Regions from separate parts of the Homo sapiens genome. Here region 1 is linked to region 2. A link is a loop called in an ENCODE intact Hi-C map of the cell type or tissue named here. Cell type or tissue: PC-3. All regions are shown on one strand.

Region 1 (2,500 bases), 68 kb before region 2:
TCCAAAGGATGAAACATTTCATTTAACCCAGCCACATGGAGTTAAATATGGTCAAGCCAAATGAACTCATTTCACATGTTTAGCTCAAGCAAGCTGATTTCTTCACAGGAGCTGCCCAGTAAATGCTTCAGTGACGCCCACCATGATGTGTGTGGGGTTAGTTCATCAGCTGAGCTGTCTGAACCACTTACAGACTTCCAAGCCCTACATGTTCTTCCTTGTCTCTGAGTCATTGTGAAAGCTGCCCCTGAACTTAGAATACCCTTTGACTCTTTCCTATCCCCCTCTTTACCCACTAAATAGCACTACACTTGCCAGAGTCCCAGCCACTTGTGGGGCTGAGGCAAGAGGATCACTTGAGGCCAGGAGTTTGAGGCTGCAGTGAGCCGTGATCATGCCTGTGAATAGTCACTGCACTCCAGCCTGGGCAATACAATGAGATCCTGTCTCTTACAAAAAAGTAAAAAATAAAAAATAACACCACATCTTTCAGCAGCCTTAAGGGAGGCCCTCCTTTCAAAACCCCACTGTACCTCCTCCCCGAGGTGGGCTTCGCTGCCCCTCTACTGTGCTCCCACCACATCCGTGCTTACTCCAAAGAGGCACGTACTATGTTGAATTGCATGCGCCTGTTTAGTCATCTACCTCTTCAACCCAGGCTGTGAGCCTGGTGGGCAGGGACCATGCCCTATTCATCCGAGTGAACTGGTGCTGAATACAATTATTTGGCACATGGTAGGTGTGGAATAAAGGCTTTCTGAATGAATGAGCTGGTAAGTAAGTGAGGAATGGATGACTCAATGACTAAATGAAGAAATGCAACACTCCACCAGCCCAAGTGAAGGTTTATGAGGGCATGAAAAGACTGGAAAAAGCATGCCTGTTAGGAACAGACCCAGAACGGCAACCCCCTCAACCCCTTGCCTTCTGTCCTGGTCCTCTCCTCTCCGCCCTGCACACACTTGTTTTCCATGAGCCACCTCACCCATCCTGGAGGCTTCTGTTCCCCTCTGAGTGTCATTGATTGCCAAAGCAATGGTCCCAAATTCTGTGCCAAACTTAAGGCAAACTTTTCAGAAAATTTGTCTCTTACCTATGCCTTTTCCATTTGAATTTTTACAGCTACCACTTCCTCCACGAGATGACTTGCTCTCTGGATTGGAGGTGTGTCTGCATTTCAGGAACAAGCAACTTTTCTCTGTGGCTACAGGCTGTACTCTGAACCTCCACCATTGGAAAGTCAACTCCTGCTACGTCCTGTTCAGCAAGGATTTGAGCAGGTTTGGTGAAGGTAAATGCATTCCTATTGCCATGGAGACATGGTATTTCTCAGTGACAGAGAACAGAGAAGCAAAGTTAAAGTTACTTGCATGGCAATATAGTAGAAAAAGTAAAAACTCAGAGCCTGGATGTGTAGGGCAGGCATGGGGAACTTCTGGCTTCCAGCTCTTGGCTCAATTTTCTTCCAGCCTTTGGCAAACATGACAAACCATGGTTACATTAACAAAGAATGATACTTATCAGTCAGATACCACCCAGTGCTGGAAAGGCCCCAGAGCCAGTTGGAAGGCAGTGGGTGGTGACACATTTTACAAGCACGTTCTCACGGTTCTACTCTATTTCAGAATTCATTTGGGCTTCCTACATTTCAAGTCAACTGTCTTTTTGAAATACCTGTAGATTCTCCAGAGCCTGTGCTAAGTTTTAAGGCTTCTTGTTTTTTTTTTTTTTTTTTTGCCGTTTGCCCTTGTTTTATACTGTTGACTAAAGCCATAAAGTCACAAGCTGTGAAAGACGGAAAGACCTTTAGAGATTATCTGATCTAACCCCCTCATTTTATAGGCTAAGAAACTGTCAGAAGTGACTTTAACTTTGAATTTTATGAGATCTATTTGTGTTGACAACATAATCGAATGCCCTGCTTCTGAGACTGAGGATTTGCAAGGGGAAATATTTTTTAAAAGTCAGTGCTCTTTCTGATGGGTGGGAGAGTAGGGTAAAAGCTTTTGTTTTCGTAACTGTTTCTGTGCCACACACTCCACCAGATAGAATGCAAGACCTCTCTACCGGGTTTAAGCCTACCACTGTCAGAATAACCACAGGAGGAATACCTGTAGACTGTTGCTACTCCCCTTAGGAAAGTATCCAATGATCAGAGGTCACTTCCCCACTTTGAGGGTGTTCAGACAGAAAAGACTAAAGACCTCTGAAGCAATGACACGTGCAAGCAGTCAACAGCACCCACTGTTCCCAAAGAGAGTTTCTCTTGGGGGCTCTGGCCAGTTGGACTTCTTAATAAATCAGCTCCTGCACACAACAGCTATGCACATCCCTGCCTCTGTTGAGCAGGCACTGCATGTGGCCGAAGCAGGCTCCATGGCAATGAGGCATGGACTGGTTTGGGAGTTGTAGATGCCTTAGGCTGTTGTGTAGGAAACTGGAAGGCTGATCCCTAGAATCACTTTGGAAAAGGCACAAAGTTCAGAGCTAGAAAAGCAAA
Region 2 (2,500 bases):
TCCAAAATATGGTTAGTCCCTCCTACAGCCCTCCCTTATAGCACCTGAAACATTACGTTTTAATTGTATGTGTATATCTTTAACTTATTAGACTATAAGCCATACGAGAATAAGGACTTCATCTTATTTATCTTAAGATCCCCAACACTTTCAATAGGCCAGTCTAGGATACATGTTTATGGAACACATAATTAGCATAGTTAGGAGGTATGTGGAATTTATTTCTTTTTCTAGTGTAACAGTAATTCTATAAAAAACTACAAAAATTAAAGGTTACCTGGCATCACCCAGAATGGAAATCAGACGATACTGGGGTAACTCAGAAGATGCTACATGTGCTAGGATTCCAAAGAGCCTTTCAGCCATTATCATATCATTCTGTGTCACCTGAAGAGACACAATAGAAAGGGGTAAAAAAATGACACCAACTCTTAGCTGAATAAAACTGATATAATCCCAAAGAGAGATCCAAATTAAATATTATCTTTTAAGCCCACAAAAGCACATTCTCCTGTGCTGTGGAAAGAAGAGTTTTCATTGATATTTTTCTTTCTTGAGTTAAAATGAAGACGTATAATTGTGGTTCATGATGATGGAAGCTGATTGGAGGTGATGAGTCAGCTCTGATTTAGAAGCTGTCTTTCCTGAGAATTACACTTGAGGTACCTTCAATTTTTAGTATTTTTTTTTTTCAGAAATCCTATAGCTTCTTGGATTAGAATGATTTAGAGGAAAAAATTCCCAAGTATCAATGGGATAGATTCATTTTAATAATGTGTCAAAGGTAAGCCAAGGTGTTGGTCATACCTTGCTCCTATAGGGATAATTTTGTCCCTTCCTGAGAGATGGAACTTTCACTGAATTAGCAAGGATGCTCCTGTTCATTCTATCAGTCTTTCTCCCCAAAAAGAATAACTTGTCACAAGTATACCCTATGAGGACCCATTCTTACATTAACCAAGAAAGTACTAAAAGCTGAAAGCAGTACCTGTATTACTATCTGGGGATATTTTCTTTAATATAAAATAGGGTTGCTTACATTTTAAATACTGTTTTTTTGTCTATATATAATTCAATGATCCCAGCCAAGAGCCATTTTGCCCCCTACAGAACAACTGGCAATGTCTGGAGACATGTTTAGTTATTTCTGGACATTACGGGCATCTAGTGGGTAGAGACCAGGGTTGCTGTTAAACATGTCACAATGCAGAGGACAGCCCCCACAACAAAGAATTATCTGGCTCAAAATGTCAACAGAGCCAAGGTTTAGAAACCCTGGTATAATTAAATTTTGGATCTTTTGAAAATTTGTTCCTGACACTATCTGTAATACTCTTCACAGGCATTTTCTTTAAAACAAACCAATAATTCACAAACATACCTATGAATCAGTGCAGGCTAACTCTCTTCCCTTCCCTGGATCTTCACAGTTAAGGAGACTTCAAATTCTTCCTTAGCTAATAACTAAGTAGTGTTTGGTCCAATATAGTCACCTAGTGGCCAATGCAGGCCACTACTCCATGTTTTCTTGATGCTATTAATTCAATTTAATTCTACCTCAAGCAATATCATTCTTTTTTATACACAGAGAAGTAAAAATGCAGTGTAACATTACTATCTAAGGTCAAGGACCTAACAAACAGGAATATATTTTAGGTATTTTAATAAAGTGTCAAATATCCCTGGCATTGAGATTTTCAGAAATTTAAATCAGAATAAATTATATTGGTTCTTTCTAATTCTTTCTAATTCTTCTCCACTTTATATAACTACACTATTCCTTCCTGATTCAAAGTTTGATAATAATGGGTATTATTCTAGTAATAATCCATATCTGGGTAAATACACCATTTAGGGTTAACTGAGGTAACGGTGTGTTACCTCAATTAAGGGAGACTCAGTCACCCACAGTAAAAATAACCATTCTATTTCCAGTCTGGGCTAACTTTGAAAACCTTTAGGACTAATTATTAGGTCCTTCCAGGGACTCACAACCTCACCTCGGGGGAAGTACCAAATAGTATACATGAGTACACAAGACTGAGCCAACCCTCTTGAGAACTAGCTGGAGAAATTAAAAGTCATCTGAAGATTCAGATTTACCCAACATCTTCAGCAGATGGCTGATTCTGAGGTTACAGAAATACCATGGTTGATGCAAATTTCATATAGCTGCTTGTACATTGATCCAGAGATGTACAGTCTCCTCATAGTATGCTGAATTTTTGGAGTTAAGTATCTACCTGTACTGTATCAGCTGCAGGGAAACACAGTTACTGTGCCAGAAAGTTGATTACAGTTAATCTTACAATAAAGAGGTCTTCTGAATTTCAAGAGATATTGTAATAAGACTAACAACATATTAAAGATGTTTTTTTTTTCCTCTGGAGGAGTGTTTAAATTTAGTAGAGGTGGAAGCATAGCTTCTCTCTTTCCTTCCAAATTAATATTTTAAAAGAACATGGCTTTTGAGTAGCTGGGGGATTACCTTGTGACAAGC

The links. A loop is a pair of places that touch in the nucleus more often than their neighbours do. Peaks named below come from ENCODE experiments on the same cell type or tissue, not always from the same donor. Only the 100,000 strongest peaks of a DNase experiment are listed, where the experiment ranks them.
Region 1: it touches region 2 in a loop (4-fold over the local background); 4 of 110 quality-filtered maps call a loop at or near these places.

Annotation. Positions count from the first base shown.
Region 1 is chr15:71,078,588-71,081,087 of GRCh38, reverse strand. LOC105370886 (a long non-coding RNA gene) reads left to right here. Exons shown (of 5, transcript XR_932439.2): 4 at 1,123-1,291. Among named protein-coding and RNA genes, the nearest start is that of THSD4, 36 kb to the left of the region's middle. In PC-3, no CTCF peak of the experiment used is centred here; a DNase peak (open chromatin) is centred at 1,557; H3K4me3 peaks cover 459 bases; H3K27ac peaks cover 2,500 bases.
Region 2 is chr15:71,010,691-71,013,190 of GRCh38, reverse strand. LRRC49 (leucine rich repeat containing 49) reads right to left here. Exons shown (of 16, transcript NM_017691.5): 14 at 278-387. Among named protein-coding and RNA genes, the nearest start is that of THSD4, 100 kb to the left of the region's middle. In PC-3, a CTCF peak has its summit at 1,502 (motif pointing left); a DNase peak (open chromatin) is centred at 1,450; H3K27ac peaks cover 736 bases.